Regions from separate parts of the Homo sapiens genome. Here region 1 is linked to region 2. Evidence: chromatin contacts called from ENCODE Hi-C or POLR2A ChIA-PET data. All regions are on one chromosome and are shown on one strand. Each heading gives the region's core, a stretch centred on a gene start or an enhancer-like site at or near the end of the contact. The rest is flanking DNA. Distances are from core to core; before and after follow the strand shown. Region 1 holds the start of CD37 (CD37 molecule). Region 2 holds the start of AKT2 (AKT serine/threonine kinase 2).

Region 1 (6,382 bases), core at 1-2,500, 9.1 Mb after region 2:
AGGCACAAAAACAAGTGGGGAAGGGGGAGACAGAGAAAAGAAGACAGGCTGGGCACAGTGGCTCACGCCCATAATCCCAGCACTTTAGGAGGCCAAGGCAGGAGGATCACTTGAGCCCAGAAATTTGAGACCAGCCTAGGCAACACAGTGAGACTCCCATCTCTACAAAAAATGAAGAAAATTAGCCAGGCATGGTGGTGTGCACCTGTAGTCCCAGCTACTTGGGAGGCTGAGGTGCAAGGATTGCTCGAGCCTGGGAAGGTTGGGGCTGCAGTGAGCTATGATCGCACTACTGCATTCCAGCCTGGGCGACCCTGTCTCAAAAACAAAAACAAAAGAGAGATGAAGAGAGAAAGGAGGAAGGACCCAAAGAAGGGGCCAGAAGCAGAGAGAGGCCAGGCACAGTGGCTCACGCCTGTAATCCCAACACTTTGGGAGGCCAAGGCAGGAGGGTCGCTTGAGTCCAGGAGTTCCAGACCAGCCTGGGCAACCTAGTGAGACCCTATCTCTGTTTTTTTTTAATTAAATATAAAAAATACAACACTCCCACTCCATAGCAAGACCCCATTTCTACAAAAAATACAAAAATTAGCCAGGCATGGTAGTGTGCACCTGTAATCCCAGCTACTCAGAAGGCAGAGGTGGGAGGATAGCTTGAGCCCAGGCTACAGTGAGCTGTTTTCCCCACCGTACTCCAGCCTGGGTGAAAAGTGAGACCCTGTCTCAAAAAGAAACAAATATATAAATAAAATAAAGAAACACAGAGAGAGGGAGGATAGAGACCCCAGGAGGCAGGAGGACAGAGACCCAGAGGAGGGAGAGACTCTGCTGAGATAAGGGGACAGAGATGGGGAGTAGCAGGAAGGTGGGGACAAAGACCCAGAGAGGAGGAACAAGAGACCCAGGGCAGGAAATGGGAGACACAGCTGGATGCAGAGATGGGAGAGCTTAGCAGGCCATGAGGTCAGAGTGTCTGTGAGGTCAGCTGCTGTCCAGGGTCAGCCCTGAGGTCCCCATGCCCAGAGGTGGGTTCCAGTAGATCAGGGGTCCCTTTAGATCCCCCAGCGCCTGAGACATGGAGACCTGGGAGGGACTGCCCCATGAGTCCTTGGTGCCCACAAATTCCAAGGCCCCTCAGGTACCAGAGCATGTGTCCCAGTGGAGCAGGTGAGGGAGACAGGGACAGAGAGAGAGACAGAAAGCCACCTTACATGAAGCGGGAGTGGGTGGAGCCCCACCCCTGGAACTTCCTCTTTTGGGGTTCTTCCTTTCTCTCTCAGCTCTCCGTCTCTCTTTCTCTCTCAGCCTCTTTCTTTCTCCCTGTCTCCCCCACTGTCAGCACCTCTTCTGTGTGGTGAGTGGACCGCTTACCCCACTAGGTGAAGATGTCAGCCCAGGAGAGCTGCCTCAGCCTCATCAAGTACTTCCTCTTCGTTTTCAACCTCTTCTTCTTCGTGAGTTGCCTCATGGCTACCCAGCCGGGGCCCAGCCCCTGCCGCTAACCCAGCCCTCATCTTCCCCTGTGGCCCACCCCCGTATCCGCATCTCCTCTCCCCAGGTCCTCGGCAGCCTGATCTTCTGCTTCGGCATCTGGATCCTCATTGACAAGACCAGCTTCGTGTCCTTTGTGGGTGAGGGGGGCTGGGGCAGGTGGGAGGGCCTCCCCCAACCCAAGCAACTTCCTGGGGTCTCCCTTGTCTCAGGGAGACCTACGGTGCCCTACTCTGCAGGCAGGCTACAGGCTCCCATCCACTGCTCACCGGAGGCTTCTTGGAGCCTGAGTCTTCTTCCGGCAAATGGGGTTGTGCATACAAACAACAATGATCATGAGAGCCATTTCTCAAGCACTTCCTATCTGTCGGGACTTGTGGCTGGTCAGATGCCCCCACAAACCTTCCCCTCGCTTGAGGTTCAGAGAGGGGAAGCCCCTTGATGGATGTCATACAGCAAGGACGTAAAAGAGCCAAAATAACATTAATAATAGGAAAATAATAATGAAGTATGACCCTAAATAATAATGAAATATAACCCTAAACGCTCATATTTAAGAAGTCTTTGCCCTGTGTTGAGGACTGGGTTGAACACATGTCCTCATGTGTCTCTCAAAATGACCCTAGGGGCCGGGCGCGGTGGCTCACACCTGTAATTCCAGCACTTTGGGAAGCCGAGGCAGGTGGATCACTTGAGGTCAGGAGTTCGAGAATAGCCTGGCCAACATGGTGAAACCCTGTCTCTACTCAAAAATACAAAACGTTAGCCAGGCATGGTGGCACATGCCTGTAGTCGCAGCTACTAGGGAGGCTGAGGCAGGAGAATCACTTGAACCTGGGAGGCAGAGGTTGCAGTGAGCCGAGATCACATCACTGCACTCCAGCCTGGGGGACAGAGCGAGGCTCCAACTCAAAAAAAAACCCTAAGAAATAGATATCATCTCCTATGCCTCAGGGAGGTTTAAGGAGCCAAGCCAATGTCACAGAACAAGTGATAGGGCTGAAACTACTGGGGACGAGGAGGAGCTGAAGGAGGAAGGAGAGGGTAAGAGGAAGAGAGACAGAGATCCAGGGACGGGAAACAGGCCCAGAAAGAAGAGAAAGTTTCAGAAGGAAACAGGGACTCAGGGTGGGGCAGGGACAGAGTCCCAGAGAGAGGGGCACCAAGATACTGCTCCCCACTTGGGTGGCTGCCTAGGTGGGAAATGGGGCTGCCTGGAGCTGTGCCACACAGCTCATCATCACTCCCCTCACCTCTCCCAGGCTTGGCCTTCGTGCCTCTGCAGATCTGGTCCAAAGTCCTGGCCATCTCAGGAATCTTCACCATGGGCATCGCCCTCCTGGGTTGTGTGGGGGCCCTCAAGGAGCTCCGCTGCCTCCTGGGCCTGGTGAGTGCACCATCCCTCTCCGTCCCTAGGAACACTCCTATCCCCACCCTCAAAAATGGCCTGGGCCGGGGTTGCAGGGGTGGTCAGCCTGATCTCTCCACTCTGCTCCCCAGTATTTTGGGATGCTGCTGCTCCTGTTTGCCACACAGATCACCCTGGGAATCCTCATCTCCACTCAGCGGGCCCAGGTGAGCTTCCTGCAGTGGCCACCACCCACCCCCAGCAGGGAGGAGAGGGAAGGGAGTGGTGGGAGAGGGTGGAGAGAGACCGAAACAAGGGCAGACAGGGGCTAACCTAGATAAAGAGAAATAAGAGGCTGGGCCTGGTGGCTCACGCCTGTAATCCCATAATCCCAGCACTTTGGGAGGCTGAGGTGGGAGTCCAGGAGTTTGAGACCAGCCTGGGCAACATAGTGAGACCCCATCTATATTTAAAAAAAAAATCCGGGTGTGATGGTGTGCACCTGGGGTCCCAGCTACTTGGGAGGTCGAGGTGGGAGGATCACTTGAGCCAGGGAGTTTGAGGCTACAGTGAGCCATGCACTCAGCCTGGGTGACAGAGTGAGACCCTGTCTCAAAAAATAAATTAATAGAAAGACACACCGACCTGGACCAAGGGAGACAGGCATAAACAGCTCCAAAGGGAAACACACGGGAAAAAGAGAGAACAAGAGAAAGAAATAGACGCCCTGAAAGAAGAGACAGAGACTTATGAGCCGTAGAAATAGTGGAAGAAACAGAAAGACAGACCTGAAGTACACAGAGCTAGCCATTCAGTAAGGATTTGAGACTGGCCCAGAGATGCACAGGGCCCGCCTGAGGCTGGCACAGCCTGAGAGGGGGAGGGGTGGGGCGGGGAAGATAAGGCCCAGCCTCACTGGTGGCCTCTCAGCTGGAGCGAAGCTTGCGGGACGTCGTAGAGAAAACCATCCAAAAGTACGGCACCAACCCCGAGGAGACCGCGGCCGAGGAGAGCTGGGACTATGTGCAGTTCCAGGTAAGCCCCCCTCCTCCAGTTCCCTCCCGGACTGACCCGCCTCAGCCCTGTGCTTGGAGGAGACTCCACCCCAACGTGGGCCCGACCCCCAGCTCTACGATCCTAACACACCCCAATCCCTCCCAGGCCCGACGCTCCCCACTCCCCAGATGACACAACTGTCCCCGGCGTCGCCTGGTCTCCCAGTACCCAGACCCTGGCGTGGCTTCGCCATCTACCTCGAGAGACTCCGCCCCCGCCCCCGCCCCGACCAGAGGTTGTCAGGCCCCTAGTCCCAAGACCCTAGCGAGACACGGCTTCCTACCCCGTAGTGACTCTGGCTTCCACCGGACCCCGCCCCCGATGAGACTCACATGGTCTCGCACTCCTATTCACCTGTCGGGTATCAGAGGCTCAATTGCACCACCCACCCAATCTCTAGTCCACAGCGCGACCCTGCAGCTCCTTCCCCAGCCCCAGGTCACCCCGTGACTCGTCTTTCCCAGCCCCATGTTCCCGTAATGTCCCCTGGCTCCGGCCCCATCGTGACCCCAGCCCACTGTCCCCCACTCCACACCCACCACTTAGTCCCCTGCTCCCCGACCTGACCTCATACCCATCACCTTGTCCCCTGATCCCCAACATCATATGTCTCCAGTCCCGGTCCCTCTGACTCGTATCCCTCTCCCAGCTGCGCTGCTGCGGCTGGCACTACCCGCAGGACTGGTTCCAAGTCCTCATCCTGAGAGGTAACGGGTCGGAGGCGCACCGCGTGCCCTGCTCCTGCTACAACTTGTCGGCGACCAACGACTCCACAATCCTAGATAAGGTGATCTTGCCCCAGCTCAGCAGGCTTGGACACCTGGCGCGGTCCAGACACAGTGCAGACATCTGCGCTGTCCCTGCAGAGAGCCACATCTACCGCGAGGTGGGCAGGGGTTCGGAGCATAAACCTGTCGAATGGGGCGGGGCCTGCGGGAGGGGGAGGGCTGTCAGTGAGTAGCGGCCTGAGAAAGGGCGGGGTCTACGAGAAAAGGAAAGGTACGGCAGGAGGGGCGGGGCCCTCTGAAGGGGGCGGGGTCTGCAGGAAGGGCAGGGCCTAAAGAAAAGGCTGGGCTGGCTCTGGAATACAGATGTCTAGGGAGGGGCCAGGCTTGGAAAAGGTGAAGCGAGGGTGCACTAGTAAGGAGACTAGAGTGCCCTGGTGACTAGGGGAGCGGGTAGATGCCTGAAGACGGTGAGGGTTGGCCTGAAAAGAACGCTGGGCCTGGGCTTGAGAGTCCCAGAAAGAATCCCTTTAACTTTTCCCTACACCCCCCAGGGCTGCGCGCAGGGCCTCCAGAAGTGGCTGCACAACAACCTTATTTCCATAGTGGGCATTTGCCTGGGCGTCGGCCTACTCGAGGTGATCTGGCCCCGCCCCCACCCGCGATCGGCCCTAAATCCCTAGATGGCCCTGCCCTTCATTTCGCGTCCTTCGGTTGCCTGGGAAGGACGAGCTCAGGGCGGAGCGCAGCCCACCCCGGCCCTCCCGCCGCTCCACCCAGCACCGGAGGGTGGGGGCGGCCCAGCTTCAGGGAGCCCTGATTGGGTGTACGCAGGGAAAGCCTCCTGCTATTGGCTGCGATCTCCCTCCCCTTTCTCCGCAGATGACTGTCATGGTGCTGAGCGTACAGCTACAGCGCAGGGCACTCCGCCGGAAATGCGAGCCGCACGTGCCGGGCGCTGGGGATTCGAGCCCCGGGCCCAGCCTGATCGCTGACGGCGGCGGCGGGCACAGCGGCAGTCTGTGGGGTGGCTGGGGCATGGCGGGTGCCTGCCCCAACTGGGGAGACAAGGCACCGCAGGGCAAGCTGCCCATGGCCCTGGGGCTCTGGCCGCTGTGGGTTCAAGACGAGGACCAGCCTGACACTGGAAGTGCGGGCGCAGAATTAGAGGAGGCACAATTAGAGGCTGAGGCAGAGGGGGAAGACAGATGAGCCTCCAAAATAAAGGACCCTGGGCTTGCTTCCGACCTTACTCCTTCTCAGCCTCTACCCCCACTTGTAGCAGCTATTCCCGCCTCATCAGCCAGCCCTGCGGCAGTTCCCGTCGAGCCCCGCCCTTTTCTACCTATCCCCTTCTCCAGCCCCTTCCCGCCCAATTCACGGCCCCACCCCTGACCTTTCTCGCCCGGGTGGGCATCACCCCCGTCTCGCCAGCACCCCTTCGACTTCTCTGACCTCATCTCCTTTCTCTATAGCTCGGGTTCATGACGCTCTCGATATTCCTGTGCAGAAACCTGGACCACGTCTACAACCGGCTCGCTCGATACCGTTAGGCCCCGCCCTCCCCAAAGTCCCGCCCCGCCCCCGTCACGTGCGCTGGGCACTTCCCTGCTGCCTGTAAATATTTGTTTAATCCCCAGTTCGCCTGGAGCCCTCCGCCTTCACATTCCCCTGGGGACCCACGTGGCTGCGTGCCCCTGCTGCTGTCACCTCTCCCACGGGACCTGGGGCTTTCGTCCACAGCTTCCTGTCCCCATCTGTC
Region 2 (6,667 bases), core at 2,711-5,210:
AAGAGGATGAGGTGGAAGGATCACTAAAGCCTAGGAGGTCAAGCCTGCAGTGAGCTGTGATCACACCACTGCACTCCAGCCTGGGTGACAGAGGGAGGCCCTGTCTCAAAAGAAAAAAAAAAACAAGCACAGAGCCTGACCTCTGAAAAGACTCCAGTGTGTCTACCTTGGAGGCGCTCAGGGCTGCAAAGCCACTGCGTGGAAGAGGAGTGGGCCCGGGAGCTGCCCTTGTCAGTTCTGACTTGATTGCATGTCTCCCCCGACCTCTGTTTCTGCATCTGTAAAACTGAGATGCTAATTTCAGCCCTGATCTCCTCCTAGTGCTCTCTGACACGGTTCTGTGAACTGGCAAAGGCCTTCAAAGTCCCGGCAGAAATACTAAGAATTACAATTGCTAAGACAGACCAACAGCTCACCATGTGTCGGGCACTGTTCTTAGTGAGGAGACATTTCCGGTAGGCTTATTGTATGCCAGAACAGTTATGAATGCTTCCCACAAATTAATCCACTCAGCCTTCACAATAATCCTATCAGGTGGGAATTATCATCATCCCCATGGCACCGATGATGAAATGAGCTCACAAGGGTTGGGGAGCCTGCTCAAGGTCACACAGCCATGGAGTGGCACGGCTGGATTTGAACCCTGTGCTCTCACTCGCTTCCATACACCTCTTTACAGAGGCTGGAAACCAGAACATTGAAGTTCTGGATCCTAGCTGGGCCAGGCTGGGGAGCTGGATCCCGGAATGCTCGAGGGGACCAAAAGTAGGGGGTGGGGGAGGCTGGATGCCTCCGTTCCATAACATAATCATGACTGCCAACCAAGACTTACACAGTACCAGGCACCATTCTAGGAGCTTCTCGTGGATTAATTCATTTAATCCTCACAACAGCCCAAGGTGGACGTCCTTCTGAGACCACTGTATGGGAGTGAACAGTGTGGTCCAAGGTCGCAGAGCTAGAACCGACTTCACCGTCCTGCTGCTAGCTAACGCAGGTCCCTGGTAGCTGTGTCACCCCCTGCATGGCTCTCTTGCTGTCTTCTTCTCCCAGCACACACCTGCCCAGGGTTAAAGGATGCCTTGCCTCCACTCTGAGGAGGGACCAAGAAATGCTGGACTGGCTGTAGGCAGAGATGCTCAGGGCAGCCTGAGGCTCAGGGGTAAGAGGAAGGAAAGACATAGGACAGTCACCTCTATAGGTAGAGGACAGAGGACAGAGGTGACTCTATCCTATGTCTTTCCTTCCTTTCACCCAGCCTGGAACCTGGTGAGCAAGGAATGCATGGCACTAGGGGCTCAGTGACCTGGGTTCAAATCCTACCCTGGCACCCATAGGGTCTGATAAGATGCGGTGGAAGGCAATTCTTCCTCTGAACTTCAATTTCGGACTCTGCAAAAAAGGACACAAATACCATATAAAGCCCAAAGCACAGGGCTGGGCAGAGTATATGCTCACAGACAAAAGCCACTCCTCCAGTTTCTCCTTGACAAGACGATCTGAGGCCAAGGTTGGCCAAGGGCTCACATCACACCTCTCCCACTTCAGCTATGAGACCTCTGGGAAATCTTTGCACTTCACAGTGAGTGAAATGATTCCTCATCTGTAAAATGGTATCACACTTCTAACTAGCTCGTAGCTCTCCATAAAATAGGCCTAACCACAGGTATGTTTTGAGACTTAAGTGAGATCACATGTACAAAAGCCCTGTCACACGCCTGGCATGGGGTGAATGCTATAAACACTGGGCATCCACTAGCTCTGGAAATGATCTGCCTCTCTGAGATGCTGTTTTCTCATCTAAAAGGGAGAGCATAACAACAGCGCCTACCGCTCTAGAATTCAAGTATTCAGCAAGTTTATCTATATGAAGCATTCCAAACAGTGTGTGGCCCACAGAATGCACTCAGTTACTGTCAGCCATCAATTTCATGATTACTGTTTTCACTGCCACTGTTAGCCCCATCAGGCAAACCCTCTAAAAGCTGGCAGGAGAGGACCAGAGGAACAAACCCCTAGTGGAGAAAGATTCTACAGAGTCGCCGCTGCCTCACAGACTGTGGGACCTTTCTCTCCAGGAACCACGAGCCACGGAAGCCAGTCAGCTTGGAAGTCACTGCTGCGGACTAGGGGCAACCATCTGCCCCCTCTGACCACATCACCAGCCCAGGTCTGCTGGGTCAATCAGGGACTGCAGCCAGTCCTCTGGGAACTCCAGACCCAGAGCAAAGGCTACAGGGCAAGCCAAGGTCATGATCTGGCCTAGGGAGCAGGGACACTGGCCACAGACCTCTGGGGCTGGCTGCTCCCAGCACCAGCCCACAGACCACAATAAGACACCAGATCCATGGGGGATCTGACTGTCCCAAGCCCTTCAGAGCAGCCTTCCTCCCTGGGCCAGGCTGGGCCAGGGGCACCCCCACTCCAAGTCCCCTTGGCCTATGCAAAGAGGAACAGCTGGGAAAACAGCTCCCGGCCTCACTGCAAGGCCAACTGTTACTGCCTTGGTGGGGAGTGTAAACATGATGTGTGACCGAGCTGGTAACTGGGAGACACAAACAGCTTCGTGGCCAGCGACAGAGGAGCATGTAGTGGTCTGCGTTGGTTCCTGGACCCTTCACATCCACTGCCAACCAAGTTCAGCCCACGAGTGAACTCCTGCTGCTTCTCTGGGAAGGTAGGAGTGGATGAAGTTGAAAAGCAGCCCATTGGAGGCTCTAGTTACTCCAGCCCAGGCGTCTTGCTGAGCCCCAAGAGGTCTCCAAATGAGAGGAAGAGGTCCTCACAATCCCAAGATCAAGATGCCCCCAGAGAGCTTCCCTGGGGGGAAGAGGTGTTCCCCCAAACACTCCTTCCTCCCAAGTTTTAACAAGCGGGTGCAGGGGCACGGCTCCTCAAATCCAAGCCCAATCCCTCTTCCTCTTCAGAATGTTAAGGCTCAGACAACTTCAGTGACTTCTAACACAGCTTTCCTCCCTCCCCTATGGAAGGAAAGAACTGTTACTGCCTGGTAAATAATCTGAGAGGGTAATGGAATCCAGAGCAGCACCTCCATGGTCCAAAGCACCCCAGTAACCATGACGTTCCCTCCAGAGTCGTTAAGAAGTTCAATAAAGGCTGAGATCAGTGTAAACCCCCAACGCCACACACGTCAAATACAGGAAACAGAAACCCCTCCTCACCAATCGGCATCACAGTCCTCCCAAAATACGCCCCTAAAACCCACTAGGGCCTGTCCCGCCCCGTCCCAGTCCCTTAAAGATCACAAACATCACAGTCCTCTGATTTGGGTTCCCCTACGTTCTAAGCAGGGCTCCCCCAACGCCGTGGTGATATAACCCAGCCACAGTTGGGGAAGCATCCTCCCCAGAAGCCCCCACCCCTGTAAATACAGCACAGCAACGGCTTCCACAGCGCCAAAAAGGTACAGCCCTCTACACTTGATGCGGCGCGCCCCCTCGATAGCTTAGCCCGCGCACGCCAGGCTCGATCTGCCCGCCGCGCCCGAAAGGTCCAGCCCCCGGCCCGCGCACGCTGCGGCCTGCGCTCCCCGTCCCGCAAACTTGCAGCGCTCCCCCCACCGCCTCAGTGGTATGGCCCGCCGCCACCGCCCCGGCCCCCCGAGGCTGGTCCCACCGCCCCCGCTCGGCCACCCCCACTCAGCTCCTGAAGGAGGGGCTCGAGGGCCGCGGTCCCCCCGCCGGGCACGGGTGGTACAGCCCATCGCGGCACCGCGGGGGGCCCGGACGCGACCATCGTGGGGGGGGCGTTCGGGGACACGCGCTGGCGCACTCACCTGTCACCGGCAGCCGCCCAGCCTCTCCGGCGGGGCTCTACCCCCGCCCATCGCCACGCTGCGCTGGTTCCCTTTCCTTGTGTTTCCCGGCAGCGGCAACGGCGCCGGCAGCGGCAGCGGCGGCGGCGACGCCTCCTCCGAGGCAGGCCCAACGGCTAGCACGGCGCGGCCCCCCCCGCCCCCTCCCCCCAGCCCCCGCTTACCGCCCCCTCCCACCCTCTGGACGGAAATACCGCCCTCTCGCGCCACAAACAGGAAGTGACGTACAAAGAGCCAGAGACGAACTCTGAGAGAGCGAGAGCGCAAGAGCAGGGCAGAGAAGGAGGCGGGCTCACAGCAGGGCGCCTGCGCACATTAGACAACTTTGGGCCTGTGTGGGTTAGAGATGGGCCTCGCTAGGCCGTGGGGCGGAAAGGCGAGATGGGGCTACGCAGGCGCACTAGGACTCCGACGTCTGCTTTCCCTAGGGCCTAGCCGTAGTGATTATTTCCCGGCAGCCCCTAGTCCGTATTTACATACGCTTTGATCTTGTTTTACTCAGTTCTGGGTTCTGACGCTCTTAAAGGACCCCGGAGCGGGAGTTAGTTAGGAGGGGTTTCCTTTTCAGTGTGCTCGTCATGGTTGAGCTCAGGCTCTGAAGCCACACAACCCCAGACTTGAATTTCCTCCTTTCTGGTGACTGTGGGCAGAAGGCTTGACCGTTTTCTGTGCCTCAGTATCCACATCTGCTAAATGGAAACAATCATCGCTGTGTCGCTGGCTTTTGAACCATTTTAATGTAAACAAAACGGTTTTTACCAATTAGTTCATTACTGCAAGATATTAATGCCACCTGCTCTCATCGTACATATTCCAGTGAATCTGGGATATAACATTTTATAATGCAACTTGGGCCCATAAAGGCCTTAAAATCACCCTGCGGCCGGGCGCGGTGGCTCACTCCTGTAATCCTAGCACTTGGGGAGGCCAAGGCAGACGGATCATGAGGTCAGGAGTTCGAGACAGCCTGGCCAACATAGTGAAACCCCGTCTCTACTCAAAATACAAAAAAAAAAAAAAAAGCCGGGCATGTCGGTGTGTGCCTGTAATCCCAACTACTTGGGAGGCTTGAGGCAGGAGAATCGCGTGAACCCGGGAGGCAGAGGTTTCAGTGAGCCGAGATCATGCCATTGCACTCCGGCCCGGGCGACAGTGCAAGTCTCCGTCTCAAAAAAAAAAAAAAAAAAGAAAAGAAAGAAAAAAGAAAAAAAATGACCCTGCAAGAAAAGAGCTTTGCACAGATCCTAATCCGTATATTAGCTAGTATACTGGACAGCTGTGAGACATCTGGCTCCCAGCCCCTCCTCTCTCATAGGGGATTGTGCTGCCTCCTGAATTTGGGTTCCAGTATGCCATATAACTTGGCAATTGTATGCATTGGTAAGTGAGAAAAATGCCTGACTGAGAGTTGAATCCTGGGTCCACCTCAGTCTGTGAGAGTGTTTCAGGCAAATCCTGCTGAGGGTTCGGCTTTCGTTTTCTGAGACGTAAACCTAATGCTGGAACTAGCCCTTTCTTATTTGGTTTCTAGCTTGGAACTTGCTGCTTGGTATTCCTAATTCCCGGTCTTCCCCATCAGTCGGTGTTAATAACTCTGACCAATGCCTCCCCCTTCACAGCCCTAACCATTTTCATCTATTACTGTCTGGTGACAGGTCTGTTTCCCCCACTGCACAGGAAACACAGTAAAGGAAGAGACCAAGACTGTCTCAGAGATCAGTGTGTATCCAACATTGCCCAGAGTGGGCTCTTGCAGAATGTTTGTTTCAAGCATTAGCCCTTCTGCCCTAATCTAGACTCAAGGTTACTGTGACCAACCCTCTTCACTCCTGTCCACACTGAACAGCTCACAGGCCATTCCCCTACGTCTAAGTCTCCCCTGGGCCAACTTGAATCCTAGCCCCTCCTAGGGCACTTAATTATGACACACTGAGATCTCACTGAAACCACCCATGTGCTTGTGTATAAACTCCTTGCAGCACTGGTAGTCAAGGGCAGTGGCTTTCTCTTTTTTTTTTTTTTTTTTTTTGAGACTCACTGCATCGCCAGGCTGGAGTGCAGTGGCGAGATCTTGGCTCACTGCAACCTCTGCCCTCTGCCTCCCAGGTTCAAGCGATTCTCCTGCCTCGGCCTCCTGAGTAGCTGGGATTACAGGCACGCGCCAACACGCCCAGCTAATTTTTTTGTATTTTTAGTAGAGAGGGGGTTTCACCATGTTGGCCAGGATAGTCTCCATCTCTTGACCTCGTGATCCACCTGCCTTGGCCTCCCAAAGTGCCGGGATAACAGGTGTGAGCCACTGCACCCGGCTCTTTCTGGTTTTGGTTTTTTATTGTTTTTTTGAGACAGGGTTTCACCCCCTCCGTCACCGAGGTTGAAATGCAGTGGCACAATCTCAGTTCACTGCAACCGACACCTCCCATGCTCAAGCGATCCTCCCACTTCGGCCTCCCAAGTACTGGGACCACAGATGTGCGCCACTATGCCCAGCTAATTTTTTTGTATTTTTGGTAGAGACGGAGTTTCGCCATGTTGCCCAGACTGGTCTCAGACTCCTGAGCTGAGGCGATCCACCCACCTTAGCCTCCCAAAGAACTGGGATTAGAGATGTGAGCCACCGCACTTGGCCTAATATTCTTTTTTTTTTTTTTTTTTTTTGACACAGTCTCACTCTGTCTCCCAGGCTGGAGTGCAGTGGTGCCATCCGCCATCTCGGCTCACTGAAACCTCCGCCTCCTAGGTTCAAGTGATTCTCCTGCCTCAGCCTCCTGAGTAGAGGGATTACAGGCGTGCACCACCACACCTGGCTAATTTTTGTATTTTTATTTATTT

Evidence for each region. Hi-C counts contacts between places; a loop is a spot of excess contacts on that map. ChIA-PET counts read pairs that join two places held with the same protein, here RNA polymerase II (POLR2A). Pooled maps may share reads with other maps.
Region 1: a pooled map shows a loop between it and region 2 (2.5-fold over the local background). The contact joins the promoter of CD37 here to the promoter of AKT2 in region 2. A Hi-C loop is called at or near these places in 1 of 50 pooled maps. POLR2A ChIA-PET finds 5 or more read pairs at or near these places in 2 of 52 experiments (A673 and B cell).

What each region holds. Positions count from the first base shown.
Region 1 is chr19:49,334,156-49,340,537 of GRCh38, forward strand. CD37 (CD37 molecule) reads left to right here and starts at 1,251. Exons shown (of 8, transcript NM_001774.3): 1 at 1,251-1,454; 2 at 1,559-1,631; 3 at 2,754-2,878; 4 at 2,992-3,066; 5 at 3,770-3,874; 6 at 4,545-4,781; 7 at 5,175-5,258; 8 at 6,096-6,382. The coding sequence starts at 1,386. The coding sequence ends at 6,173. It also overlaps a transcript of SLC6A16 not described here. RefSeq lists enhancers at 802-871, 1,362-1,481, 5,309-6,284.
Region 2 is chr19:40,281,385-40,288,051 of GRCh38, forward strand. AKT2 (AKT serine/threonine kinase 2) reads right to left here and starts at 3,961. Exons shown (of 14, transcript NM_001626.6): 1 at 3,797-3,961. MIR641 (microRNA 641) reads right to left here and starts at 1,257; the gene lies at 1,159-1,257. RefSeq lists enhancers at 2,986-3,125, 4,282-5,113 and a silencer at 3,496-3,995.